Regions from separate parts of the Homo sapiens genome. Here all the other regions are linked to region 5. Evidence: chromatin loops called from intact Hi-C (ENCODE). Cell type or tissue: PC-3. All regions are shown on one strand.

Region 1 (5,000 bases), 680 kb before region 5:
AGGAGTGGTATCTATTACCTTTGTTTTTAATACAATGTATTTAATTATAAGTTTATACCATTTAATTTTTAATAATGATTGTGTTTGACCATCAGCCCACAAAACTGCTGAATATTTAACAGTGAGCTCTCCTGAGCTGGTTTGAGCTGGTTCCAGCACACCATTGGGACCAGGATTTCAATTCAGTTAGTCTGGAGCTAGGGTTTTCCCTCTTAACCCCAACACTGCATTGCCTCCCAGAAGGATATAATGCTCCCCAAGCCAGAGCTGCCTCCATGGCTCAACCAGGGCAAAAATGTGGCAGAACCAGTGCTCTCCTGGTTACCTCTTCCCAGGCCCTTCTTTCTGCCTCTTTTCCCCCAAGGGCTCCCCTTTAACTACTTCCAATCCCCTCAGGTTAGCTCAACCAACATTTATTAAACACCCACTCTGTGTCACTGGGGACACAGAGATGACCTTGGACTCTAGGACCTCATGATCTAGGAGAAAAAATAAGCAAATATTCAAATCCAACAGATTGTAAACCAGTCAGGGGCATGAGACAGAGAACAGCTGCAAGGAGAAAGACTAATTCCCCCAGGGAGAAGTCAGGGATGCCTCCACACAGAGGGGGATACCTGAGCAGGGTTTTAAAGGATAAATAGAAGTTTGCTAAGCAGACCAGGGTTGGGGGAAGCAATACAAGAATGACTAGATCTGAGGTGTATACATAGGTAAAAGTTTTCCAGATGTAGGAGGGGACTCAACAATGAAGAGCAGGAGGGAAGAACTGAAGATACGCTCCATATCTTGGCTTGGTGGGGGGTGCCTGCCTAAAGAGACATGAGGATAAGCAGGTTTAGAGTGTGATGCTGTCTTTGATTTTGCACGTGCTGCTGTGTGGTGCCTGCGGGAATCCAAGACGGGCACCAAGGTAGGGCACTGAGACTCAGACTTGGGAGCTGTTGGAGAATGGGCGATAAGAGAATGATGGGAAGGCAAGGAACAGGAGAAAATGCAAGCTGAGAAGAGGGAAGTCGGCTTCAAAATATGTTTATGATAGACTCTAGGAGAGGCATGGAGGGGGTCAAACCACTGAGTGGCCTCCAGAGGCTGGGCATGGGCCCTTGGACGATGATGTCAGGAAGACCAAAAGTTCCTTCCTACAGCTTTCTCCTGTGCCGAGGACAAGGATGGAAGCTGACCTGGGGGATGAGAGGTCTGACTCTGTGCAGCAATTCTTCCACCTTATTTTTTTCAGAACCAAGACATGGGTCTTGGTCTTTTCCCCCTCCACCACCACCTTAAACTTTGCCCAAGTGTTAGATCTACACAAGGTGTTCTGAAGGCAGGAGTTAGAAAGCTGAAATTCTAGGCCGGGTGCAGTGGCTCACGCCTGTAATCCCAGCACTTTGGGAGGCTGAGGCAGATGGATCACGAGGTCAGGAGATCAGAACCATCCTGGCTAACAGGATGAACAGTGAAGCCCCTTCTCTACTAAAAATACAAAAAATTAGCCAGGCATGGTGGCAGGCGCCTATAGTCCCAGCTACTTGGGAGGCCGAGGCAGGAGAACGGCGTGAACCTGGGAGGCAGAGCGCGCAGTGAGCCGAGATTGCGCCACTGCACTCCAGCCTGGGCCACAGAGTGAGACTCCATCTCAAAAAAAAAAAAAAAAAAAAAGAATGAAAGAAAGCTGAAATTCTAGATGCAATGAGCGACACATAACATCGGGGTGAGGAGTGCAGGCACACACCCAGACAGCCTCTGTGCAAATCCCAGCTTTGTCAGCTGTGTGACCTTGGGCAAATGACTTAACGTCTCTGTACCTCAGTTTCTTTACCTGTGAAATGGGGGATGATAATAATACCTACTTCCTAGGATTGTTGTGAGGAAGTGATGATTTCATACATGAAATATTCTTAGGACAAAGCCTGACACACAGTAAATGCTCAATAAATGTCAATTACTACAACTATTACTATTACAATCGCCCATCTCTGGCCTTACACTTTATATTTAGCTCTCCTATCCCCCCTCAGACACTTTTCTTACATCAAATCCTAAAATGATTCCCCAGAGAATTAGGTGGCTTGGAGAAGAGCATCTGAACACCAGTATCTGGCTCTGAAAATGGTGCTGGCTGCACGGCTTCTGCATATTCAGCAGCTGGAGGTCATTCCTCAAACTGAATCAGACCTGAGCACTTTCCAGCCCGTCTGGAGGTCAGGCAAGCCACGGAGGCAGTGAGTGTGTGGTGTGTAGGTGTGCATGCATGCATGGTGGGGCTTGGGAGGAATACCACACTACAAGGCAGCTGCAGTGCTAAATTGCATGGAGCAGGGCTCGGAAAGGTGAAAACCAGAGCTGCTTTCTAAAGCCAGGGTCCTGAGCTCACCCCTGAGCTTCTGAAGGCTCACCCCCTGGGATTCTCCATACACCCCACCAAGGGAAGGCTCTGTTGCAGAACTGTCACCCATGGGGTGCAGTGCCAGTGAGTGCCTGTAGGGGGCTCTAGAGCTCTTCCATTCCCCGTACCCGGGGCTGTGAGGGCATCAGGCTTAAAACAATGGTTGTGTTTACCAAGGCTGTGCGACTGTGCTGTTCTGAGAGGTGAATGAGGGGAAGCTGGGGTCCGCTGGTACCCTGTTGGCGAGACCCGGTTCATCCATGCTCTCAACTAGCTCTGCTTCAGGTTTGGAGTCCTAACCCTCCCTGATCCACCACCTAACACTGATTTGGGCTGCTTCCCCTCAGCCTCCTGGGAGACCCTCACAAGGGTCAGCCTCCTGTCCTTGTGTGGGGAGGTAGGGAGAGCTGCTGCTTTGGCCTCCAGGGTGGGGCAAGGGTAACTTCCAGTTTCTGGGGTCTCAGGTTCTGGCAGTCCAGCACCCCAACCCGTTTGTCAGGGAAACATCAGGCACAGACAGGTTCCCAAAAAGACTTGACTTACCCTGTTCCTCCCTAAGGCAAAATTCAGTAGCCCTGGGTGCTGTTAGGAGACCTCATTCAGCAGATTTATTTACTTAATTGTAACTCTATCAATATATCTGGTCGAGGGAACTTACCCACTGCCATATCTAAGGGCACGGCCAGCCTAACACATTCATATTGGTAAAATGTTAAAGATGGTCATTTGGAGGCAGAGGCAGGCAGATCACCTGAAGTCAGGAGTTTGAGACCAACCTGGCCAACATGGTGAAACCCCGTCTCTACTAAAAATACAAAATAATTAGTACCCAGGTGTGGTGGCACACACCTGTAGTCCCAGCTACTCAGGAGGCTGAGGCAGGAGAATCGCTTGAACCCGGGAGGCAGAGGTTACAGTGAGCCGAGATCGTGTCACTGCACTCCAGACTGGGTGACAGAGTGAGACTCTGTCGCAAAAAAAAAAAAAAAAAAAATTAAAAAACCGAACCTAGAATTAATCTTTCGGGCTTGGTCAAAAGCAGAAAAAAAATAAGAGCAATGTGTTTCTTATCAGACTATTTTAAGAAAAACAGTCATGGGTAGATAGGGTTGCCAGATTTAACAAGCATTGCATAGGATTTACTTATACAAAAAAAGATACTCACATTTATGTAAAATTCACATTTAACTGGGTATCCTGTATTTTACTGGACAGCCCTACTGAAAATATAGGGATTCGTTCAGAGGAAAATTTCCTATTCATCCTCTCCATCCCAAACTGTAATTCCTTCTTTAATCCCCTTGTGTTACATATTGACACGCGAGCCATATTGATCACATTAAACAAAGTAGTCAGTTCAAGCACCCCAGTCTCACTGTAGGGAAGACTATAATTGTGAGATTATGTCAAAGGAATAAAAAGTAATGCCCCAAAGATAACATCAAAAAATTAATAACACTGGACATTTAATGCACACCTACTATATGCCTGGTGCTTGTCCTCTGACTAAATCTTCAAAACAACCCTGGGAGGTAGATACTATTAGTGGAAACTGAAAAGAGAATCTACACATCTAATTTCTGTAGTTCTGGGAAAAGCATGTAAATTTCTGGTCAATTACTTCCTGAGAAAGAAAGGGGAGGGAAACCAAGAAGGACTCCATCCCATCAACAAATGGGCTTATTCATAATGCAAAGGCCAGGTCAGTTGCTATTTGGTTATATGCCACTTACACAGGAAACTGTCTTAATTTCAGTGAATTATCACTGGCTTGGAGTACGGGATGGTGGGAGAGCAGTGGGTAGGAACCCCGTAACAGTCAGCAGTAAGCTGGCCTTAACAACTGAGGAAGATGTGTTATACTCAGGATAATCAACAGCTCATTTGCCATGAATAAAGGCATCGCTCAAGCCACCCCCAAACACTCGGTGACAGTGACACACAGATTCCAAATGTTCTCTGTAAGAAAAAACACCCTTTCTCCTAATCCTTCTTAAACTCAACAAGACTGATTGGTTTTTATTATTCATGAATTAATTTTTTACTCAGGGTCCAACAAGGGAATTGAAGATATAAAATTTCTCACCGATTGAGGGGGAAAGCAGATCTCAACCTAAGCAGCACAGCCAGAGTCTTGCTTGCATTCCTTGGGGGTGGAATGATTTGTTTGTAAAATCAGTTAATAATCAATTAATAATCCAAAGCTTTGAGGTTTGGTTGTTTTTTTTTTTTTTTCCTGAGGAAAAGAAACTATGAGTAAGAACATGAATAAGAATATTGAGATGGAAAAAAAATACAGACAGCTATGGGACCCTGGAATATTAGGTGAAGCAGAGCTGCTTCTTCGTTCCACGATACATATACAAAAAAGGAAATGAGAGAGGAAATAACAGAAGCATTGATGGATTCTAAAGTAACGCACAGATGAGCATGGTCTGTAGGTGAGCAGGCTTCAGGTCTGGGAGTCGCCATGAAGCATCACAAGAAGGGACATGGAAATTCAGAGAGGTCAGTTCCCTGATGACCTCCCTCTAATCACCTCCATAGTGCAGGTTGAGGTACTCAGGAGCAGGGACAACGGCCTCATAGAAGCCAAATGGCCAAGAAGGCG
Region 2 (5,000 bases), 83 kb before region 5:
TACCAAAAGTAGAAAAGTTGAATATATTCCCCTTGAAAACTGGAACAAGACAAGAATGCCCATTTCACCACTTCTATTCAACATAGTTCTGGAAGTCCTAGCCAAAGCAATCAGACAAGAGAAATAAGGGCATTCAAATCATTAAAGAGGAAGTCAAACTGTTGCTGTTTGCCAATATGATCATATACCTAGAAAACCATAAAGGTTCACCCAAAAAGCTCCTAGATCTAATAAATAAATTCAGTAAAGTTTCAGGATACAAAATCAATGTACACAAATCAGTAGCACTGCTATACACCAACTGCCGCCAAGCTGAGAATCACATCAAGAATTTAACCCCTTTTACAACAGCTGCAAAAAATAAAATAAAATACTTACGGATATACCTAACCAAGGACGTGAAAGACCTCTACAAGGAAAACTACAAAACACTGCTGAAAGGAATCACAGATGACACAAACAAATGGAAACACATCCCATGCTCATGGATGGGTAGAATCAATATTGTGAAAATGACCACACTGCCAAAAGCAATCTACAAATTCAGTGCAATTTAATACCATCATCATTCTTCACAGAACTAGAAAAAACAATCCTGAAATTCATATGGAACCAAAAAAGAGCCTGCATAGCCAAAACACAACTAAGCAAAAAGAACAAATCTAGAGGCATCACATTACCCAAATTCAAACTATACTAAAAGGATATAGTTACCAAAACAGCATGGTACTGGTATAAAAATAGGCACATAGACCAATAGAACAGAATAGAAAACCCAGAAATAAAGTCAAATACTTAACAGCCAACTGATCTTTGACAAAGCAAACAAAAAACATAACCTGGGGAAAGGACACCCTATTCAACAAATGGTGCTAGCATAACTGGCAAGCCACATGTAGAAGAATGAAACTGGATCCTCATCTCTCACCTTACACAAAAATCAACTCAAGATAGATGAAAGACTTAAATCTAAGACCTGAAACCATAAAAATTCTAGAAGATAACATCAGAAAAACCCTTCTAGACACTGGCTTAGGCAAAGACTTCATGGCCAAGACCCCAAAAGCAAATGCAACAAAAACAAAGATAAATAGATAGAATTTAATTAAACTAAAAAGCTTCTGCAGGCAAAAGAAATAATCAGCAAGGAAACAGACAACCCACACAGTGGGAGAAAATCTTCACAAACTATGCATCCAACAAAGGACTAATAGCCAGAATCTACAAGGAACTCAAACAAATCAGCAAGAAAAAAATAATTCCATCAAAAAGGCTAAGGACATGAATAGACAATTCTCAAAAGAAGATATACAAATATCCAACAAACATATGAGAAAATGCTCAACATCACTTATTATCAGGGAAATGCAAATCAAAACCACAATGCAATACTACCTTACTCCTGCAAGAATGGCTATAATTAAAAAGTCAAAAAATAATAGATGTTGGCATGGAAGAGGTGAAAAGGGAACACTTTTACACTGTTGGTGGGAATGTAAACTAGTACAACCATTATGGAAAACACTATGGAGATTCCTTAAAGAACTAAAAGTAGATCTACCATTTGATCCAGTAATCCCACTACTGGGTATCTACCCAGAGGAAAAGAAGTCATTATATGAAAAAGATACTTGCACATGCATATTTATAGCAACACAATTTGCAATTGCAAAAATATGGAACCAGCCCAAATGTCTATCAATCAATGAGTAGATAAAGAAAATGTGGTGTGTATATATATACACCATGGACTACTACTCATCCATAAAAAGGAACAAAATAATGGTATTCGCAGCAACCTGGAGGGAGCTGGAGACCATTATTCTAAGTGAAGTAACTCAGGAATGGAAAACCAGACATCATATGTTCTCACTTATAAGTAGGAGCTAAGCTATGAGGACACAAAGGTACAAGGATTATATAATGGACTTTGGGGACTTGGGGGGAAGGGTGGAAGGAGGGTGAAGAATAAAAGACTGCACATTGGGTACAGTGTACACTACTTGGGTGATAGGTGCACCAAAATCTTGGAAATCACCACTAGAGAGCTTATCCATGTAACCAAACACCACCTGTTCCCCCAAAAACCTACTGAAATAAAAAAAATCGTATGTACCCCATAAATATATACACCTATGTACCCACAATAATTTTTGAAAAACTACTAAAAAGTACACTTTATCTAAAAACTTGTTTCTAACCAAATTAGAAGCCATTTACTATTGAAAGCCTTTTATGGCTGAAATAACAATATTTTCCACATATATTGCATTTAGAGGTTTTGCATAATATCCTCATGACCCTGTTGTATTTTCCTCATCAATCAGTGAAGACCCTGAGGTTAAGAGAAGTTGAGTGAACTGCTCAAGATCACACAGCTAGTCAGTGGCAGGAGAACAGTAGAGTGAACTGTCCAAGATCACACAGCTAGTCAGTGTCAGAAGAGTAGAATGAACTGTCCAAGATCACACAGCTAGTCAGTGTCAGAACAATGGAATTAACTGCCCAATATCACACAGGAGTCAGTGGCAGGAGAACAGTGGGGTGAACTGCCCAAGATCACACAGCTAGTCAGTGTCAGAAGAGTAGAGTGAACTGTCCAAGATCACATAGCTAATCAGTGACAGAACAGTGGCATGAACTGCCAAAGATCATACAGGAGTCAGTGTCAGAATAACAATGGAGTGAACTGCTCAAGATCACACAGGAGTCAGTGGCAAGTCTCTGGATGGCTAATCTAGCTCTTTCTCCACTACTCCATCCTGCTTATTACATCCTACAGCACCTCCCTCAGTACTGACCACCCTATTACCAAGACTCTAAAAGTTAACACTGACATCTAATGGCAAGTTCAGATCCCTACAAACCATAGTCTAATGGACTTTTAATTCGCTGGCACTGAAGTTCTTTATAGACGAAAAAAATGAACTGAAGGGGGATGACTTCCCAATCAGGATACAGTCACCTTGGATTCCTACAGGATTAGGATCTTTTCACTTTGTAGGCTTTGCAGTCTAGTGAACGATAGGAGCTAGATAGGTAAGCACTAATATTGGCTATTTTGGGTATTTTTTTTTTTTTTTTACTACAATCACAAAATCTCAATGTCTTGGTGCTTCTAGCTGCCCATTTATAAACCGGAAACATATAATCTAGTTAGTGACCCAATGATAAAAGTGTAGCAGAGCACTGGCCTTTCCCGTCTCATAGCCACTTATTTAATTTGAAAATTCCTTCCCATCATATCTTAGTATCCTATTCCCTCTTCCCATAATTCTATCACTAAAATCTAACTACCCAACTCCCTCCAAGAATCAACATTGTTCTTATAATATTCTTTGCTTCCTATTTCACATTAGGCCTTCTTATTTACTCCCTTCAAACAACTAAGGATTTGAGAAAGAAAATAATTACTGCTTCACACGCTGGGATGAGGCTGAAGTAAAACTAATTCCATGAGAGGCTTAGCTTTAGTTTTGGTCCTAAATTTTATACAGATAAGTAGGGTACCACCAGGGAGCAGTGTGTTGCCTACTTTTAGCATGTACTTAAAGTAATTTTCAGCTTCACTTTTTTCGAGACTTGATTATCACTACAGAGTTACTACCAATTAAGGAATTTGGCACATCAGCAACATAGCAAAATATAACTGTGGAGTTAAATTATGATAATTCCTTTGGAGGACTTTGATGCCATTTAACATTAAGGAATAAGAGATATGGCTTTTCCTTCAATTAAACACCATAGGGATAACCAGCAAGAAGGACAAAGAGAATTCACAAAGCTCTTGAAAGTGTCATCTACCTTCACTGTGTTGCAAGATTGTTAATATCTATATAGCATAAGGACAATATCCTGTTATTTATTTCTATCCACCCAGCTTGTTGAATGACCTTGATCACATCACTTATTTCAGCCTCAGGTTCCCCCATCTGTAAAATGGGGAGAATGATATTATATTGGATAAGGGTATAATGAAATATGAAATTAATCAGTTACCCATAAAACATCCTGAGATCATGAAATAAGAGGCAGTATAGAAAAAAATTTTTTTAAAGGGTAATGTTATAAAATTCTGGTAAAAAGATTTATAAGACTAGAACTCACTGGAAAATTTTACCAAAGAAAAGAACTTATTTTTAAAGATCCTTTAAAATTATATTTACAGATGAACATTCAAGTCTGTTTATCCATGAAATAGGTACATCATATCCAGTAGCAGACTTACTTCACAATGCCTGTAACAGAAAGTTATTTTCTTTAAATTTGAAGAGGAAAAACTTGATAATTTAGCTTGAAACCAACTATTAATAATACTCATTCAAGAGGCATCAGTATATGGGAATAGTAAAGACAGGGAAAGACAAAGTACCCTGTCATTAATTCTATCCTCAGGTCCAAAGAGCTCTTGGACACCCCAGACCATCCGTACCTGTTGGGTGAGGAGGTTGATGTGGCTGGATGGAGAATACTGTCTCGCTGCCTGCTTCTCAGCTAGCCGCTGAAGTTCAGCTGTAACCATACTTTGGTTGTACCGTTTGCTATATAAAGAAGCATCTTCTCCCTCTTTTTGTGTTTTGGCTATTCCTGAATGATGCTTGTTTAGATAGCACGATCCTGCTAAAACGGAGAAAAGTTTTCACTCATTTAGGAAAAAAAGGCCTGAAAAAAATTAGGATAATGACAGAAATCTCAGGTCAACAGATACTTTACTGAACCCTAAGGATCTTTAATAATATAGGAGAAATAAACTATCTTCAAATGATCACAAAAATAAATGGTTACCATAACCTAGAAACTCTTCCTATTACCAAACTGCCACATGCATTATTTATTAATATGTTTTTGCTTATAATGAAAGCTTCACAAAGAAGAATTTTCATTATATGTAGTGGGGAATACCAATCCTATAATTTGCTAATCTTACTGAATAAAAAATACATATTTGAAACTCATTATAATTCTTGTTTTTCTTGTTATGTAACTGTACTTGTCAACAG
Region 3 (5,000 bases), 110 kb before region 5:
AGTCCCTTCTCTTCCCACCATACTATGCCATCTTCCTAACAGAAATTGCTGGGCCCATTTCCTATAAAGGTAACATGCTTTTCAAGAAAGAGAAGTATTTAAAGGACTATGTTCAGAATAATTCCCTTATAACAGAGGCAGAGGATAAAAACAAAACCTTGCCATTTGGCCACTAAGTAATTTTTGTGGAACTATGGAGCTCTCTTAAATCCTTACATACTCTTCTTTGTTTAAAAAAAAAAAAAAAACACATAATTTTAAATGTACCATCTTAACCATTTTTACATGTATAGTTCAGGAGTGTTAAGTGCATTCACATCATTCTGCAACAGATTTCTAGAACATTTTCATCTTTCACAGCTGAAACTCTATACCCATTAAACACTAATTCCCCCTCCCCTCTTCCCCCAGCCCTTGGCAACCACCTTTCTACTTTCTGTTTCTATGATTTTGACTACTTTAGATGTTTCGTATGAATGGATTTGTCCTTTTGTGACTGGCTGGCTTCACTGAGCATACGACCCTCAAGGTTCATCCGGGACAGGACTGACTCCTTACATGCCCTTCTTGACACCCTTTCTTCAAATTGTCTATCCCATAAAATTCAGATCTTTGTCATATGCCCCCTGCCACTGCTCTGATTGTTTCATGTGTATACACTCCCTTTCCCTGCCAGACAGTAGCCTCTTAGTGATCAAACATTATGTCTTCAAAAGTCTTTTAGGCCCTACCCAGCACCCAATACTGTGCTGAGAACATGGAAGATATACCCTAGAGAGTAAATTTTGAGATTGGGAACCATTCTGTTTTATTTACTGCTCCTCCCCAGCAACTAACACAATGCCTGACATATAGAAAATGCATAAGACATATTTTTAAAGGAAATTAACAAATTCAGTATTTCTGAGGACTGACTGAGAATGAAAAGATGAGAAGTTAGAGACCTGAATCTCCAGCAACATTTCTAAGAATAATCTAAAAGAAGGGAGGAAAGTATTATTAACTAAACTAGAATCAGAATCTCTGAAAAATGTGTACCTTAAAATTACGCAAAGCAGAATACCAAGCTATTTATAATCTATTGTTGAATAAGAGGGCAGAAGGACAGGGTGACATCGAAAATGGTTCCAACTTCTCAAGATTTCCCACTCCTCGGTGGCATTTCAAGTTCATACAGATGTTCTCTAGACAATGGGAGCTGGCCAGGTGGAGCAGCCCATGCCCACAATGTCTTGTCCTATCACAAAAAAGTAGGAACAAACTCACAGCTGTGCTCTTTCTGCAAATTCTCCCATCTTTCATATCGAGGAACAGACAAATGCCCAGGATGCATGTGTGAAAAAGCCAGAGGTGGATAAAAATAATTCAATGACAAATGCTGGAAAAACATACAAAGGGGCAGGAGCCAGACATTCGTGGGATTCCCTGACAGCTCGATCCACAAGGAAGGGCTGGACTGGAAAAAAACAGGGCCTCAGGTTCCTGCCAAGCTGTCTGAGGCCCTGTTCTTCCCAAATCATTCCAAGCAGCAGCCAAGACTTTACAGTAACCCTTCCATGTCTCACAAAGAAAAACGCACTAAGAACCCACTGAGTGCTCCACACCTAGAAAATCCTCCCTGATGCAGTCCAATTCCATGGAAGGCTGGCAGTAATGATGAGATGGCTCTGCACATCAACTTTCAGCTCCTAATGACTTCCCATGTACCCCAAAAATGGATAATTAAAAGGCAGCTTGAAAAATCTAATCTTTCTCATTGGCTAAAGAAAAGTTAACACACCCACGTATCAGCACCTAGAAACTGAAAACATCACTTTAAGGAAGAGAGAGGTCATAAACACTTGGTACCTGCATCCTGGAGTCCCTACTGTATAATTCTAAGTCGGCCTTGCTTGGAGGCACACCTCAGGCTTCTAAACATGTGACTGTATTTGGCTCTAACTACTTTCTCTTCCGGAGAATGGCCTGCAATTAATCTCACTTATTACCTCTGAAAAGTAACAACAGAGGGATGGCTGGCCAAGTCCAACTCCAGAGTGTCTAGGGAACTGCAAGCTACATGGCCAGGCCTCAGACTGTCTGGGCAAGTCGTGGGCTCTTTGCCTTCTTCTCCCACAACAAAGCCTGAATAGGACTCCAGACAGACCAAAGGAACCAAGGGATTTGAGGCGCTGGGCTGAGCTTACACTGACCCAATGGGAGACGACAACCCTGAGGCTACATTTGGGGTGATGTCAAAACAGCGGGAGAACAAGGTCGTTTGATGAAAACTTGTGTGATCCATAAAATTGGGAACAATAGCAACACCATAGGGAAATGAAAAATAACACCATTTGCAGAGTTCTTGTGAGTCACCAGTTTTCATTCCTGTGGCTACCAAGTCAGTGAATTCTCTGACATGCAGAGATGAAAAGTACAGCTAGCAATGGGATTCTCTTTACATTTTATTACAGTTTACAAGGCAGCCCCTAGTTTAGTGAATTATCAGAACTAAACTGGAATCCACTGTTGCTACTGTAGAAAAACTATTGAGAGTAACTTTTATTTACCTAGCACCTACTTCCAGGGAGATCAAAGTGCTTTAAAGGCAATCTAAAAGCTCTCAAAACAGGCCACTTCATATGTAAGTATGCTTACCCAATAAAAAGATTAAATGAATAGCTTAGGGTCACTTAATGTCAAACCAGTAATAAAACTCAGATCTCTAAGCTACAAATCCTGTATTCATTAAACTTAGTCATCCTTACGACTAAAGGAGGAACAACAAGAGACTAAATATCCACAAAACAGTGACTTACCAGGTATAAATGGAAACCAGGACATTGGGCTGTGCAGGTTGTATGCTGCAGGTCTGGCTGCGGCCTATATCACAGCCAAGTCTGGAAAGACCTCTGAGAATTCACTCAGGGCTCCTTTAGGTTGGGTGCCTCTGGGAATTCCATGTGGAACTGGGACTCTCAAGCTCAGGTTGCAGGCAGTGCTGGCAACCAGAGGTCACCTGGGGGTAGAGGAAAATGTCCCAGGGCTACCCTGAACTGAAATGGGACTTGAAAACTGGCTCTTGTGTTTGAAGAGGAGGTAAAGAGAAGGCTGCTGTGGGTAAAAAGAAAAGGAAAAGACCAGGGGACTTTGTGGGGATTGCTTTTTGGCTGGAATGGGTCAGAAGTAAATCGTGTAATGCACCATGAGCATTATCGCAGCCTCGTGGGCAGTCTGGCTGGGAGAAGGCCACTCACAGTACTGAACCTTAGGTCCTGGCACATCCTTAACCGAACTCATCATCTTTCATCTCACTACTAACAGGCGCTACCAAAAGAAAGCTCTAAACCCAGCCACAATTGTTATTAAAAATGTTTTCCCTCATTCCATCTACAAGTATAAAAAGTGCTAAAACTCAATTTCTCCAAAATGTGTGGTTTTAACATTTTGTTTACAGTAGGAGCAATGCCTGTAGCCTTGTCATACAGACATTATATCCAAAATTGCAGTGAAAATGTCTTCCATAAAAACAAGGCTCTGAATTTAAAATGAAAATGGAATATCTGGAAATTTTTTTATGGAAAATAAAGCTCTATGGTATAAACAGAATTTCTTGTTTATGACTGATGTTTTACAGCAGACTTCTCCTGGGGAGAGAACTGTGTGGAGGATGCTCTGCTTTAAAAAGTCCTGCGTCTTGGTCTTCGGTTCTTTATAATTCTCAGTTAAGATGATTCTTTTCGCCCCGACCACAATGATCACCGGTATGAAAGACACCGTACCGCAGGATGATGTAATGTGCTTATATCTATGCTGCTTCCTGGGCAGAGCTTCTGCTTCCCAAATTAGTTCCTTAAGTAATAATTCTAACACCAATAGATACTTTACCAACAACTAGGTATTTCCTCCATGTCCAAGTCTTCAGTACCCCCTCTGAATCTCAGGGCAAAGCAGCATACTAAAAGGCAGAGGCTGGAAGTACTGGCATGGGGCGTGAGGGCTTGGTCGGGCACCTGTGGTAAAACTTCTTTGGTTGGAGGGAACAATATCTCAGCTGGTCAAAATACTTCACTGTAACAGTCACATTTCTCTCTAGCGCATTCGACTCAGGGACTGATGCAATTTAATCCATATTTAATAGGCACTAAAGCAAGATGTGCTGGGAATCCATTTCTTTTTTTTTTTTTTTTTAATACAGGGGTAATTAAAACACACAGCAAGACCAGAATTCAATACAGTGGTTTCTTTTTTAATTTGGAAGCTGCTTACATTATTGCCAGAAGCTACGTGGATTTTATCTTTAGCCACATCTCTCAACTACATAAAGGAAATTTCCTTCCCACTTCCCAAATGAGCATTGTTCAGCGAGGTTGTTTGAGTTCAGTTATATGAAACTAGATAAAAAAATAAGAAACAAATATGTCCTTCAAAAGAACAGAGTCTACAGTTACTGAAACACAATGTAGTATAAAAAAAACTATAAACAACACAAGGTATTAAAAAAAAAACTAAGAGACAAGGACAAAGTGCAAAAAGTTGGCACATAAAAATGATGACTATAAGCAAGGTTTAAACATAGTGTAAATTCTTGCTCTTTTACCCTAAGGTGATTTTCTTAACTATCTCAGAAATGTCCTTTTCATTTGATATGCTTGAAAACTGTCTTACAAATAAAATGAGGCTCTCTTAGTCAGGTGCCAGAGGATCGAGGCAGGTGGAGAAAGGGCATATGCCTTAGTGCTATCTCCATACAGAACTCAAGGTGGGAATGGCTTGCTTGGGACACAGGCCATCCCTGAGTAACCCAAATGCTAGTTGCAGGGCCCTTCACATACCTGCTTCCAGGAGAGCTGGAGTGATTCTCGGGAGCTTGGGGGTCTGACTGTGTAGACCATGTCGGGCCACTAGGACTGATGATGGGTCGGAGGGTTGGGGGAGCTGAAGCACTGCTTCTGTTTATGATGCCAGTTGCCAAATTCAGGTTTGTTACCTAGAAATAAAGCGAGGGAAATAACCTGACT
Region 4 (5,000 bases), 200 kb before region 5:
TCAATGGCTGACAGCCAGGTGATTCTGCCATGTAGAGGGATCCACATCCTTCTTGTGTGGCTACAGCCAGGTCAATGCCAGCAAAACACATACTGTTAAAACATCACTTGTGTAACACAGGCTACGGATGAAGTGCTATGCCCAGTTGCTTAGAACTGGGTGATGTAAACCTAATTCATGGTTCTTCCTGGTTCCTTGTATCGCAAGTTAAAGATATTTATCCTCTTAATGTTTGTTCTAAGAATGTACATGTTGGATACGGTATGTCAAAGTTGGTGTGGCCACAGGAGGAAAACAAAAACAAGGCTCCGAAGGAAGGTATCGTTTATTCTGACAGCTCCCAGAGAGGGGGTCACTGCACACTAAGCAGGGTCACAGTGAATGCACCAGTGTCAGTCTGGAGGCAGAAGACAGCAGTGGGGGGAAAAGCCTAGGTCAGAACCTTTGCTGGGGCTTCCATAGGAAAGGCAAGGCAGGGCAATTAAACAGCTTTGGATTGGCTGGATTGGCTAGTTTAGATAATTCCAGGGGGCTTCAGGGTATAGGGATGGTATCTAGTTGCCTGGTACCTGGCCCTGAGACGATTTTAGGGCAGGGGAAATTTTGGGTTGGTGTGTGAAAGTTTGATAAGGAGGTTGGGTGTAGATACTCAGGACTGGTTGGTTTGCATATAAAAGATGTGCTCATGGACAAGTTGTTACTACGTTTAGGAATTAACTAGCCCTGTGAAAGGCACTCTCTCGCCTGGGCCTGCAAGGATCCCAAATGCCAGGGCACTAAGAATACAGAAAATGGCCAGGTGTGGTGGTTCACGCCTGTAATACCAGCACTTTGGGAGGCCAAGGCAGGTGGATTGCTTGAGCTTAGGGGTTCGAGACCAGCCTGGGCAATATGGCAAAACCCCATCTCTACTAAAAATATGAAAAATTAGCTGTGCATTGTGGCACATGCCTGTAGTCACAGCTACTCAGGAGGCTGAGGTGGGAGGATCGCTTGATCCCAGGAGGCGGAGGTTGCAGTGAGCCGTGATCACACCACTGCACTCCAGCTTGTGCAACAGAGCAAGACCCTGTCTAAAAAAATATATATATACATACAGAAAATAAGAAAATATAGTTAATATAATTAGCCCTCTGATGAACAGACAAATACAGAATCTAAGAAAACAAAGAACAATGTAGGTATTTAAATATGACACTTGCCCTGGGCAGCATACAGGGGTCATACACAGGCTTTGCTCCTAATATCCTTCAGCACAGCTCCCTCCACTCTGATAAGGACAACTGACGTTTTTCTCAGTTTTATAAAACATGTAATGCAAACACAACTCAAATTCTCTAACCTGACTGCCTCTCTAAACCCACATATGAAGAGGTTCTAGGACTGTCATGGCCGGTGATGACATTCGTTCGTGATTATGGTTGAAGGGACCTCTGCTGCCTGCACTGCATTTGCAATAAAAAGAAAGCATGCTTCAGGTGAGGGCTGAGGCCTGTGGGGTTCTGCCTCCTCACTTTGTAAACAACCTAATTCTTCTGCTCAAGAGATGCAGCCCACTGCCATCGGCCACATGCCAGGCTGGTGGGCCTGACTCTGCAGCTTCCCAGCAGTGACAGTCGTGTCATAGGAGCTGGACTTCTGAGACCCTCTGATCCACTCTGTCCTCTTTGTCCATACACACATGCTGTCTCATCGCCTCAGCTAATCACAAAGCACAGCATCAGTCATCCCTCGCTTATACACAGCTCAGGCTCAGCATGGCTGTATCTGCAACAGAGATCAAAATGTTGAGAAATGGGCTCTTTCCCAAGGCTTCTTTTGCTGATGGTCCCATTTTGCCATGTAATGTTCAGGGTGGATTGTAAAGGATACTAATGAATGAGGTTCAAGGAAAGTGATATTATAACTGTGGCAGGTCCAAGTATCACAGTCCTAGAAGCAGATGGACATGAGTACTTCTTGGCAGGCCATCAGTTTAGTTTGGAGCTTGGTGTCACATTTGTTCTTCTGGCTGCCAGTCTCCTAAGGGAAATACTGACCTTCTTGCTTTAGTCTTCTATATTTTATTAGTTGTTCATCATTGGACAGGCTGCTTAGTATCAGAATTAAAGGGCCATTGGCTAAGAATTACCAAAAGAACTCTGGTTGTTTTCAGTTTCTCCAGTAAATTTTGGTATATGACCAAGCCATGGATTTGGTGTTCCCTTCTCTCTTCTCATTCCTTTCTGGGAAGAGTTTAGATGGGCTAGGGAAAGATATTTGAAGCTTGCTGATCCAATGTAAATGAATCCTGTGGTGGGTAAATAATTTTCCTCTCTCTTTTGCACTCCTGGGGTATTCTGATGAATAACGTTTCTCAAATAAGTTTATAAATATTCCCCCAGAGGTAAGAAGAGTATTAGCCTCATGGCAGGTGTGCCGTTAATGCATCAGTGTGTAGGGCAGAACAAAGAGGAAAGGAATTATCAAAGCCTTGAAGTTTCGCAGAATTTTCTGGAAAATTTTGAAGGCCATGGCTGGGAACAAAATACTGACGGCAGTGCTGGTGAAGTGTGGAAACAGCTTCACAAAATCAAGTTAGACCATGCCTTCGGTGTATGAGCTTTTTTTGGTTGGATGGAGGATGAGGTTTACAGTTTGTTTTGCTGCTAATTATAGCATATGTTTATTTAAGTAACTCAGCAAAAACACAATTCATCAACCTCACCAAAATTTGAAAAAAAATTTGTTCCCTCCCTGCCTCCCATAATCTGAAAGTCCAGTTTATAAATTCTAGTCTAAAAGCCTTAATAATAAATATCCATTCTCTTTTGCAACTACTGCAACTTTACCTTCAAATATCATGTTTTCCCATATATTATGTTATACTTTGTGATAACTCAATTATGGTTTTAGTTTCTTTATTTGAATTGTCTTAAAATCCTCGTATTTTTAAACAAAAGCCTCTAGTAATAGTAGAGAAAGTTCTTACTGCCACAGCGCCACCTACTGGTAGACCATTATAGGAGCAAACTATTTGGAGCTCAACTTTGACCCAGTTTGGGAGCATCCTTCTAAGTTTTGGTTTATAAAGCCCCAACTTCACTGTCATTTTGAGAAGCTAGAACTTCTTTTGGTAGCCACTAAGTCTCTTGCTGTAGTATAAAGTCAGCAAGTGAAAATGATAAAAATATGCTCTTATTCTTACCGTTACCTTAAATTGGCCCTGACTTCACCGACTTTGATTTTCTCTGTCCTATAACTGTAGCAAGGGCTTCAGATTGTGTGGGCAAGGGTTTGGATGTGGCGAAAATAACTTGGGGAGTATCCAAAGATCCTGAAAAATGGAAAAAAGTATCTCTACTTAACACTACATTTGATTTTGGCCCAAAGGACACAAGGTAAAATCTGAAACTAGGTTAAGGGGATCACCGTTCCCCCAGATAACGCCACCCCACTTCCTGTCAAATTCCAATTCACAGTCTCTCTTTTGCTTTTGAACAGCGTAAAAGTGGGTGATCAACCCAAATTCTTACCCCTCTGGCTCTGGAAAGAAAATCTGGGGAGCAATCAGGGGTTTTATGTGACTGTACTCCAGATCCACCCAGGAGCTCCAAAAACTATACAACACGTGGTGAAAAGAGTAAGAATCTGATCATGAAAATAGGCCATTCTGTTGAGAGCTGCCAGGCAAGTAATTTTGCTTGAAAGTTAAAGTGACATCTAGATCCTTAGGGTTTTGGCTCCACAGGGTTTACTATATAGTAATGTTCCTTTCTCTTGTTGTCTCAGGGACCCAACGAAGTGGGCAGTCAGAGTCACACTGATGTGCTGTTGCCCCATCCCCATCCAAAAAGCACAAAGCTATAGTACATTTTACTAGGGCCAGAAACAACGAACATTTAATAAGGACACTGCTCACTGCTTGCACATGAAATCCATCATTGATTTTCTAAAGGTGGTAAGGTCCCTTCCACCAATTGCAGACTACTAAGAGCTTAAAAATAAAAGGAGGGAGAGGTTGGGCTCCAGAACAGGAAAGGCTTAGGCAGAAGCTAAGGGGCAGGGATGAGGGCAGCTGCTGCGGCTTCAGACTCCTACAGTAATGGTAGTTTACATTATCAAATCAGCATGAGAGAAATGTCAGTTATCTAATCTGTTGCTCTCTGCTATTTTAGTTTACCATCACCACCTCAGAACTCAAGAAGAACACCACAGTTATAAAGAAGGAAGGCCAACGACTTTGGCTTTGGGCCAAGAGCTCTCACTCCAGCTTCCTTCTCAAGTTTCCAAATTTGCTGACTCTAAAACTTCCCTTCCACAGCAAACTACTAATATAAAGCCTGAGGTTGGTAAGTCAAGGAAAAACCACATTCATGGAGTACTCCAGGTACTCTGCTAAGAGCTTTCAATTCACTATCTCATTTAATGTTCATAATACCAAGAATGCCATTAAGCCACCATCTATAGGAAAGGACTCTGAGTTGTTTTTCAACAGTGCCCTGGGACGAATCACTATCTCATTCAGACTGCGAGAGAACAGTCACACAGCCGAAAGCCTGGCAGGCAAGACTTACAGGAAGAATTAAGGAACTAGAAAACAGACTTCTGCTATAGTCTTGGACTCAATATCATGTTTAACGGATTGAATTAACTGGACCAGATGGGCTAAATACCTTTCAAAGATGGTTTAGGGATTCCTACATAGGCACACGCTTCCCAGGTCTCAGGGAGAGGTGTAAACTTTTAGACTTATTATGAGAGTTGTTCTTCTTTCTTGTGGGTTTACAGAAAAATGTTGCTACTAGGAACCTAATCTCCTTTTTGTAGGATATCCTTCTGAACCCCTAGGATAGAACTGCTTTAAATCTACTTGTAATACAGAAAGCAAATGATTTTCAGTTCAAATGTTGGTGTGCCTGGCAGTTACTTACTAGTTGTACAAATAACTGTAACAGATTTAGTTACTAATGCTGTGAAGGTAAAATGTTCATTGGGAAGTATAGAAAATGCCTGAAGCT
Region 5 (5,000 bases):
TGCCATCACATATAATGCAATGACAAGAATTAGTATCACTTTTGTGGTATTCTGGCCCCAAATGCATTACCTAGGTCTCTTCATGAGAAAATATCAGACAAGCCCAAACTGAGGGACAATCCACAAAATGACTGGCCTGTAATCTTCAAAAATGCTGAGATCATGAAAGTCAAAGAAAGACTAAGGAACTGTTTCAGACTGAAGGAGACTACGGAGACCCGACGGCTAAATACAACATGTGATCCTTGATTGGATCCTTTTGTAATTAAAAAAAAAAAAAATCTTAGGACAATTGGCAGAATTGGAATGAGATCTCTAGACATAGGGTAAAAGGTAATTTTTCATATAATTCTTACAGCTCTGACAACTCTATAAGTTCAAAACGGTTTCAAAATTAAAAGTGTAAAAAAGTGCTTTGTTTCACAGTAAAAATCTACATGTTCAAGCCTCACTTAACAAACCAGATCTGGCAATACCAGTATCAGCTGCTGGCACTAAATAGTAAATGCCTTTAGATGAGACATGTACTCTCCATTCTCCAGTCTCCACTCTTCCTTCAGTGAATGTACTTGTGAGCATTTATGTTAGTGACCTTTGATTTAGACCATCACATATTATCAAATTTCATCTTCTCTAGGTCTGAAGTTTCAACACCATTTCTCTATTAACAATAACCTAAAAGAGCACTATTTACTAGGTACCCCAGGACCAAGTTTGCACATACAACCATTCGTCACTTAACAATGGGGATATGCTCTGAGAAATGCATTGATAGGCCAATTTCATCGTTGTGTGAACATCATAGAGCGTATTTACACAAACCTGGATGGTATAGCCTACTACACACCTAGGATAGATAATACAGCTTCTTGCTTGTAGGCTACAAACCTGTACAGCATTGTACTATACTGAATACTGTAGGCAACTGGAACACAATGGTAAGTATTTGTGTATCTAAACATAGAAAAAGTAATACATTGTGTTATGATGTTACAATGTCACTAGGCGACAGAAATTTTTCAGCTCCATTACAATCTTATGGGATACCATAGTATATGTGGTCCTTCCTTGCCCATTGTTATAAAGCACATGACTACATGACCACACTTATCCTAATGTAGACCAAAATTTACACGATGGAGTCAGTCTTGTATCTCCCTCTTAATGAGATCAAGATTTAGGAAAGTTCTCACGACAGACCTTTAAGGCTTTGACCTTTAAGCTAACAAAAGGTGGGAGAGTTCCTACTTTCTTTGTTAAATTTGAAACCCTAGGTACTATTTTGCAGCCTATTGATGAATATAGAACTATTTGCCGCCCCCTCCCCCCTTTTTAACCACAATGAAAACAAATATGAATTGTTTTGGACAATATCTTTATTTTGACAATAAATTTTTAAATCACAAGTTACATTTCCTTTTCGCTTTCTAATGTTTCTCACTGAGAATCAAGATAGTGATCAAGATAATTTGATCAAGAGAATCAAGATAATTTGTCTAAAAGTCTGAATGTCTGTGTGGAGAAAAGATTTCAATGTTTGGCATATGGTAGGGACTTGGCAAACATTAACTGAAACTGCACTGGAGTTGCTTGCTCCAAGATCTTTACCAATATGGAACCAAAACAAGAAGGAAAGCAGAGAGTTAGTGGGATCTTTTAAACTCTCTTCCCCTATTCAAAAACCAGTTTGTTCTTCTAAGAATATGACCCCACATGTTCTTTTTTTTTTTTTTTGTCCTGCTGTTTTCTTAAAAACTTTTTTTTGATACCAATATCTTCTTATGGTCAGAGTCACAGGCATTCTAGATGTAGAAGCTTAACATCCTCTTTGGTAGTTATATTTTCTGACAAACATTCACTACAAATGTACCAAGAAAAGAGAAGGCCAGCCTCGACCTCGCTGTGGCACATGAGTTATCCTTCAACAGGTGTAGGCATTTTGAGTCAGAGAGGCCTGGACAATGAAGAGACAGCACCTCAGGCAGCCTTGCCAGGAGCCACTGGGTTTCATCCTGGCCTGACCCAGAAAAATCTTATGGAAGAGAACAAGAGGCCCAAGAGCTCTCTGATCTGCTGTCAACCAGCTGCAGCCGGGAGACTGCCAAAGCGCTGCAGTGACTAGGCAGCGCCCTACAGAGCCGTCTGGGAGGGGATTACCAGCCTGATCCCTTGTCTTTAGAGCCAGAAATGACTCAAACTTCACAAACAGCAAGGGCCTGCCAGGGAGGGTGACAATGAGCACTGGAAAGGGTTTTCTCCCCCTTGTTGGTGTCTCTTCCCCCCTACTTGCTGCTGTGGCAGATTCTGGACAGTGTGCAGCCTGTGAGGTAATCTGAATTCCTTGGCAACCAGCAAGTACCTGAATTCTTTCAAAACCACAGGAATCCAGCAGAGAAAAGGTAAATATCCCTGCAGAGCCAGTGTTAATTAGCAAGGAAGGCTACTGAAGAAGGAACTGGGGGTGGGGAGAAAGGGAAAGGCACTACAAATGTTTTGGGGTCTTTTCTGAATTTCCACTGAATAATATGGCTGAGGCAGAAAAAAGGCCATTCCAACCGGGACCTTCCCAGAATCCTCTCTTCCCACCTCCGCCGCATGGGTGGAACTCAGCTCCCTGGATGGATACTTGCATGCCCCCCAAGTTGCTAGAGCTGCCTATCTTTGGGTCTCTGGCAACATATTTAGTTTTTAACTCCATTTTGTTTTAATTTTTTTGAAATTTTTATTTTTCCTGTTTCAGTGAAAATCTGGCTATTAGCTTCATCTCAGAAAGGGCTCTGTCAACTCATCTAAACCCAATACTGGATCCACCTAAAGCTGTAAAATCCAGGACAAAATCTTTTTGGAGTCCACCCCTGACAGGAAAAAGAATCTGCACCATTTTGGTAGAGCATAGCACCCCTCTGTGGAAACTGAGTGTCCCCTGGTGGTGCAAAACAGCAACACGCAAGTAAAATTCAAAAGCACAGGGGACCTCTGAGGGCTACTGTGGGAATCACAAAAAGCTGCACCCAAATACCAGGGGGACAATTGCAACACTTCTTCAATACTATACCCACACATGAGAAAACAGTGAGAGCTCTCCCACTTCTTATGTTAATAAAACAATAAGGACAACTGAAAACACTCATCTATACAGAAACTAGGGTTTTCACGAATTTAATTTTGTGTTAAAAAATTTTACACAAAATAACTTATATCACAAAACTGTCTTGTGAAATGAATTTAATCTTTCTGTCGCCTAGTATTAATTTGAGGTCCAAAACAGAAGTGATAGGGTGTAAGGGAATTCATTTCTAAAGAAGGAAATGAATTGTATTTGCCTCCTGTTCCGTCTCTTTAGGAAAGATTATGGTTTTTCTTGTTGAGCCTCAACGTAACCCAATAATCTCATCCCAAACTGATGATCTTCAGTTATGTCTACATAAATTACATGTGGCCCAAGATAACTAAAAGCTGCAGATCTGGAGATGCTACAGACTATCGACATAGTTGAACAGACTCTGAGGGTTACAACAAAGCAAGTGAATGTCAAGATACATAATTAGTGAAGACACAAGAACTTAGGCACATTGAAATTACTGCACGGAACAATGTGCCCTCGCAGGACTCCCGCAAACAGTGCATCATATTGCCATGCGTTATGCTTTTGTAAAGCTTTGATAAAGCTTTTATATTCACCTACACTTTCAGGTAAACCTAACCAAAGCCCTGAAAATTCATGTGGCTTTCTGGTTCTACTTGGTCTGAGTTTTTTAAAAGCTGTTTTTCTAATTATTCTGTGAAAAAACATCCATTGTGTGTGTGTGTGTGTGTGTGTGTGTGTGTGTGTGTGTATAAATTTTTTTGTTTCTGCTGGAAGCAAAAGGGTTATACTTAATTCAGTAGATTCTGACTTCCAACACACAACCAGTAGCCAAAGCACTTGCATATTTGTAGTAAATTCTATAATAAACATTGGTACTGTTGTTCTCATGTTGTGCTCTGAACCAGAAAGGTCTTAAAATTATGCCAAATTTTACCCATAGAGAGGGCTGTTAATATTGTAGGTGAAAATATCTTTGGAATATTAAGCAAAACATATTGCTATGATGTCCTTGAGAAACAGTGAAGCACAACCTCCATCTCTTTTCTCTATTCCCAAAGTCCAATTTTTGGCAGGACATAATCAGTTTCTAAAACTTGACACAGGAGAGAAGTGAAGGTGAGGATGAGCAGAGGAAGGAGAATGATGAAACTCATAACACAAAAGAGAGAAAGCTCAGAAGTCTCAAATTATAAAGCTGAAAATCCTCAGAACCTTGCATATCTGAGAAGTCAGGACTGTATTTTACCATCATTTTGTTTTAAATAATATAGGGAATAGGCTTTTTCTTGGTCTTTTTTTTTTTTTTTTTTTTTTTTTTTAATGAGATGGGGTCTCACAATGTTGCCCAAACTGGTCTTGAACTCCTGGCCTCAGGCAATCCTCCCGTCTCGGCCTCCCAAAGTGCTAGGATTACAGGTGTGAGCCACCACGCCTGGCCAGGAATAGGCTTTTATACCTAATTTTGTATAGTGATACTTCAAAACGTGAGAGCACGTGTGTCTACAAATATTATCGACAATTTCTTTCCTATAAAAACCTGATTAGAGCTAGTAGTCAGCTCATGTTCAGATGCCTGGTCCAGCCCTTTATCTAATAACTGCGAGATGTTTCAGTTCTTCCCTTTCTCAATTTTCAAGGAAGAGGCCAGAACTAGGGAGTTTTGGTAGTCTCCAATGTTCCCAGGGCTCAAACTCAAAATCTCAGTTAAGAATATGACAGGACTTATAAATGCTGTGACTGCCACCTAGAGGCGAACGGAACACAGAGCTCCACCAGCGAGGTTTGGTTAGTCTGCTCTCACTGATTTCAAGTCATAGGATACATGTGAAAAAAACTAAGTCTCTAAAATCATTAAAAGACCATTCTAAAATAATAGTTGTCAGAGTACAATAATATCTGTCAAAGCACCTGT
Region 6 (5,000 bases), 120 kb before region 5:
TGGAAGTGTGTTGCAAAGACATGAAGAATGACAACTGCTGCCATAGCAGGTTTTTGGCCAGCTGAGTGCTAGGGTACCTTACTAGAGGAAGTCAAAGCTCAAATTGTTTTGTTTGTTTGTTTGTTTGTTTGTTTGGAGACAGGGTCTCACTCTGTTGCCCAGGTTGGAGTTAAGTGACACAATCATGATTCACTGCAGCCTCAACCTCCTGGGCTCAAGCAATCCTCCCACCTCAGCCTCCTGAGTAGCTGGAACTACAGGCACATGCTACCATGCCCGGCTAATATTTGAAATTTTTTGTAGAGATGAGGGTCTCACTATACTGCCCAGGCTGGTCTCAAACTCCTGGGCTCAAGTGATTCTCCTGCCTCAGCTTCCTTAAGTGCTGGGATTACAGGTGTGAGCCACTGTGCCCAGCCCAAAGCGCAAGTTCTAATGATGGTAAGCATGCTGAATTGTGGTTCTTGTTAAAGGAAAAAGTCCTGACCTAATCCATCTACAGAATAAAAAAGTTCTTTTTAAATGATGGTGTGTGACTTCTTGTAGTAGGCTAAAGAACTGCCCAGGTAGAAGTCCGGTCTGTGAATTTTGGGCATAGGTATGTATTTAGACTGCCTGGGATGGCAGGGAGTAAAAAATATACAGAGTAAGGGGTAGAACTGGGCTAGATCCACAATGGTAAAAAGTGTTTGCCAAATAAGAATGGGAAAGGGAAGGGGAAAGACAGTGAAAACATGAAAACATAGGTATAAAGATGCAGAAATGTTTTTTAAAAACTCCCTTGATTTCTTCATTTCACACTGATTAAAAGGGCTGACAATGGGATAAAATCCCTTTAACATGGCATACCAAGCACTTTAACTTTTCAACTTTCCCACTTTATCCTCAACCACATACTCCCCTACTTGAATGTGATGCTCCCACAACACTGCACTTCAGGTATGCTCTTCCATACCTCCCTGCCTTTGCACAAATCTCCGCCATTTTCATCTAGTAAAAAACCAATAATTCACTCTCTGCAAAATCAATCCTGGTTTTCCTCTGATTTAGCTTGTTCCTCTAGGCCCCACATGCCTTTTACTAGCATGTTTTTTGTACTGTGACTTATTCTTCACAGTGATGATTTCTTCCCTACTGGACTAACCATTGAGACAGTGAGTTCATCATTACTGGTCTTTGTACACTCAGAGCCTGGTAACATTTTGGTCATGTAATGTCTGTTGAATGAAAAATGAATGAATAAATGAACATGCCTCTATCTGGGATAATAGCATACTTCACCTAAAGAAAGGAAACTCAAACAAATAACCCTTTGAGGAGTCAGAGAGATCAAATGGAAAATTTATCAGGCAGAGAACTAGAAGCCCTGGATTCCACTCCTTACTTTATCACTAGGTAAGCATGAGAATTTGCACACTCTACTTCATTTCTCTGGGTCTCCATTTTTAACATTTCTAATGTATGGGTATGGGTAAGGGTAGATGACATAGAAATGTTTACATGGATTCCCACTTACTGGGCACGTACTCTATGGCAGGCATTATATATAGTAAAAGTGCTTTTCTTATGCCATTTAGTTTTCATTTGCTCCTGAGAACATCCCTAGGAAGTAGGCATTTATTCTCTATTTTAGAGATAAGAATATTAAGTTCAAAGAACTTGCCCTAGGCAAAATAGCTAGTGAGTGGCTAAAAAAAGAAGGAATCCAAATTGGTCTGCCTCTTAACTACATGCTTTCAAACATTAGGTCATAACACTTACATGGAAGATCTTCGATATTTTAAAATAAAAAAAATTGGGAGCTTCTCAGGCCATATGATAGTCCCAAAATGTGGCAGCACTTATTTATCCTATTCTTCTCTGAGAAGGAGCTGCCTTCAGATGCTGGGGACTGGGTGACAGGAGGGTGAAGATGTACCGAACAGCAGAGTCTTGAAATATGAAACAGCCTTTCTGGATGAAAGGTCAGAACTCAGAGAACGAAAGAAAATGCAGGATGAAATGATATGAAAGAGGGAGGAGGCTAGGGGATGGCCTGGCAGAAAAATAAGCACAGGGAGAGGAACGCAGGAAGTGAGGCTGAGAGGTGCTGATAAGGGCATGGGGCTTGGCTGAGGAGAATGATGAAGGCACCTGGTGTTCCTGATGGGCAGAGCTGCGGGAGGCAGGTGGCCACGCTGAGGAGACTGGCCCACCAGTACAGCAATTCCCGCTGAAACTGGGAACTGGATGGACAAGCCTGCTGCCCTAAGAACAGAGGTGGTTAAAAGAGAGAGCTCAGCCTGGGCCTGATAGGAGAAGAAGGGAGACTTAAGAAAACAACCACCCCACAGCTCCAAAAGGAGGAGCTTGCAGACTGAAAGAGAAGCGATGACAGACAGTGCCTGGAATGGACCGTTTAATGCTTTAAACCTGTGCCAAACTAACTGAGTAACGTGAGACTAAACTGGTGATTTACCTCAATTCTGGGAGAGATTAGTCTTTGTACATCGGCAGCAGAAACAAACATTACTATTTTATAGTGATGAGTGTTATTAGTACTGAAAAGACCCAATCATGTGTAATACTTTACAGTTTACAAAGCACGTTCACATATGGGATCTCATCGAATTCCCATGACAATCCAGGCATCACTTTCCACATAGCAAAATTAGGCTTTGGTTTTGTCAAATGATTTGCCCCAAGTCAGGTGGACCTGTGGCTGGCACCTAGGTCTTCCCATTCCTGGTCCAGAAATAAAATGTAGCTTACATCTCAGGAAAGAAAGAAAAGACAGTTAACTACACAAAAGAACATACACTAAACTCCGAGAGTGGAGTTCAGAGGAAGCAGCAAATTTGGGGGCAATTGGGAAAGGCTTCAGGTGACTGTAGACTGGATAGGAGAAAGGGATTACTAAGAAGGCAGGGAAAGCACAGAGGCTGGGCCTTAAAGGTGTATTCTACCTCCCCAGCCCTTCTCCTCCAGCATAGCAGCTGCAAGTGCAATCATTTAACAAATATTTATTGTTGACATTGTGCTCAATGCCAAGGAGCCAATGGTGAGCAAGAAGTTTACTCTGAGACCAGCAGTATCCGGGTTACTTGCTGTGGGGGTGGGGGTGTGTGTCATCTGTTCTTTCGTAAAAAGGGAGAAGTTCTAGCCTCAAGAGTGACACCCCAATCTATCACAGAAATGTAGGACCTCCAGTTTTTCAAACTGTACTATGTTCCCAAAACAGAAGAGGACTCTACCCCTCCGTTGGCAAGTGATCAGAAACGGACAGAGCTGAAAACAGGGCATTAAAGTGGCTATTTCATATCAGAGTCATAGTAAAAAGCAAAAGCCAAAAGCCAAAAGGGTTGTGTTTAGTTCCTTACTCCACAATTTTATATTTGCCCTCCCAACAGCCAAGCTCCATTGTGTATACTATGCACACACAGTAAAGAAAAAATGTGATATGGGAACACAGGGAGAGTCTGCAAAGTGCTGAAACAGCATACCTGGCAGCTGCTAAAACAAAACTTCAAAGATTTGGCGTCTCTGAAAAGCCATCAGGCAGGACCCCACCCACTCCCCCTGCTAGCCACGGCTTCCCTGGGAGCTAGTACACGTAACCACTTCCGCATGTTTGGCTCTGTTCCCCAGAGTTACAGCAGCTCTAGAAGCCATGTCAGAACCTCCAGCCAGGCAGGTGGGGGTGGCGGTGGCTGTGGGCAGTAGAGGGAGGGTAGAGAAGCAAGACTCCCCCAACATCTAGCCATGGACACATCTCAGAAAATAAAAAGATAATGCTGGGATCTGCTTTAAAAACCCCTTCCTCTCAGTTGGCCTAGCTCTGATAGGTTAAATACTAGTTACACTGAAGCTCTGATCTTGTGAGATTCCCAAGGCATTAGAATATTCCCCTTCCAGGACCACAAATTAGTTCAAGAACAGCATCTGTAGTAAATCTCCAGATCTAAACAAAAGAAGCTCAAGACCTACAGAAGATCCTAAGAGGATATCAACAATGTACCTTTCTTAGAAACTCATTCCTTTTTACTTTTTATTTCACTAACCAAGTTTGAGTCTTTATTACATCTTCTGGGTCAACTATCCAGTCCTGAGCTGTCCAATATGGTAGTCATGAGCCACGTAAGCTCGTTTTGAGCTTTTGACTTGTGGCTTTTATGACTGAGAAACTGAAATTTTCATTTTATTTAATTTTAATTAAAACTTAAATATACACATGTGGCTCGTGGCTACCATACTGGACATCATGGTGAATTATATCTCTCAGGAGCATGATTCCAATAGATGAAAGGCATTAAGGATGAGAAATCCTAATAAGATCTGCTTGGGACATCAGGGAAGGTTGCAGGAAGACTGCAATAAACTGAGCCCTGTGTGAGAACAGGATATCCATTCACTCATGCTTTTACTCAATATTTGTACATCAATAAGTTCCTACTGCTTACCAAGGCACTGGGATACAATAATGAATAAGACAACATACACTTAAGTGAAAGAGTGATAGAAAGTAAACAGTAAACAAATAGAATAAGTGCTACAGAATGGCATAAGTGAGGATGTGGTGATGGGAAAATATACAAGGCTTATATATTTGTGTTCCAAAATATTATCTTTCATGTTTCATTAATTATTTTAATGAAAAAATAAAAACTGTATATATTTATGGTATACACCATGATGTTTTGGAATATGTTATACATTGTGGGATGGCTAAATTGAGCTAATTAACACATGCTTTACCTTACATATTTTTGTGTGTGCTGAGAAGAGTTAAAATCTACTCTCTTAGTGATTTTCAAGTATATAATACATTGTTATTAATTATAGTCACCATGTTGTACAATAATAGGCTTACTTTTGATCTGTTGACTTGGCTGACACTGAACTTATGAAGAAGAATGCAAGTGGTAAGGTGGACTGGACCCAGATGCAGGTGCTCACTTTGGAAATCAGGCCACAATTTTTGTTTTTGTTTTTGTTTTTCACATTGTGGTGTGTTGGATCCT

What was found. Peaks named below come from ENCODE experiments on the same cell type or tissue, not always from the same donor. Only the 100,000 strongest peaks of a DNase experiment are listed, where the experiment ranks them.
Region 1: a loop joins it to region 5, with 25 times the contacts of the local background. A loop is called at or near these places in 21 of 110 quality-filtered maps.
Region 2: it touches region 5 in a loop (11-fold over the local background); 54 of 110 quality-filtered maps call a loop at or near these places.
Region 3: a loop joins it to region 5, with 10 times the contacts of the local background. A loop is called at or near these places in 2 of 110 quality-filtered maps.
Region 4: it touches region 5 in a loop (2.4-fold over the local background); 55 of 110 quality-filtered maps call a loop at or near these places.
Region 6: it touches region 5 in a loop (12-fold over the local background); 2 of 110 quality-filtered maps call a loop at or near these places.

What each region holds. Positions count from the first base shown.
Region 1 is chr14:76,384,838-76,389,837 of GRCh38, reverse strand. The region is part of intron 1 of ESRRB (estrogen related receptor beta); the gene reads right to left. Among named protein-coding and RNA genes, the nearest start is that of ESRRB, 11 kb to the right of the region's middle. RefSeq lists a silencer at 2,538-2,637 and an enhancer at 2,837-3,337. In PC-3, CTCF peaks have their summits at 2,274 and 2,475 (motif pointing right); a DNase peak (open chromatin) is centred at 2,517; H3K27me3 peaks cover 3,271 bases.
Region 2 is chr14:75,792,533-75,797,532 of GRCh38, reverse strand. TTLL5 (tubulin tyrosine ligase like 5) reads right to left here. Exons shown (of 32, transcript NM_015072.5): 27 at 4,433-4,617. Among named protein-coding and RNA genes, the nearest start is that of TTLL5, 130 kb to the right of the region's middle. In PC-3, CTCF peaks have their summits at 2,843 (motif pointing left) and 3,524 (motif pointing right); a DNase peak (open chromatin) is centred at 2,812.
Region 3 is chr14:75,819,976-75,824,975 of GRCh38, reverse strand. It overlaps TTLL5 (tubulin tyrosine ligase like 5), which reads right to left. Exons shown (of 32, transcript NM_015072.5): 28 at 4,815-4,969. Among named protein-coding and RNA genes, the nearest start is that of TGFB3, 160 kb to the left of the region's middle. In PC-3, no CTCF peak of the experiment used is centred here; DNase peaks (open chromatin) are centred at 2,365 and 2,745; H3K4me3 peaks cover 544 bases; H3K27ac peaks cover 3,379 bases.
Region 4 is chr14:75,904,871-75,909,870 of GRCh38, reverse strand. The region is part of intron 31 of TTLL5 (tubulin tyrosine ligase like 5); the gene reads right to left. Among named protein-coding and RNA genes, the nearest start is that of TGFB3, 75 kb to the left of the region's middle. In PC-3, CTCF peaks have their summits at 2,795 and 2,995 (motif pointing left); a DNase peak (open chromatin) is centred at 2,980.
Region 5 is chr14:75,709,236-75,714,235 of GRCh38, reverse strand. All of the region lies in intron 9 of TTLL5 (tubulin tyrosine ligase like 5), which reads right to left. Among named protein-coding and RNA genes, the nearest start is that of TTLL5, 50 kb to the right of the region's middle. RefSeq lists an enhancer at 2,248-2,357. In PC-3, CTCF peaks have their summits at 2,721, 2,922 (motif pointing left) and 4,849 (motif pointing left); DNase peaks (open chromatin) are centred at 2,245, 2,915 and 4,825; H3K4me3 peaks cover 494 bases; H3K27ac peaks cover 1,518 bases.
Region 6 is chr14:75,830,203-75,835,202 of GRCh38, reverse strand. All of the region lies in intron 28 of TTLL5 (tubulin tyrosine ligase like 5), which reads right to left. Among named protein-coding and RNA genes, the nearest start is that of TGFB3, 150 kb to the left of the region's middle. In PC-3, a CTCF peak has its summit at 2,278; DNase peaks (open chromatin) are centred at 2,392, 3,012 and 3,592; H3K4me3 peaks cover 2,201 bases; H3K27ac peaks cover 3,606 bases.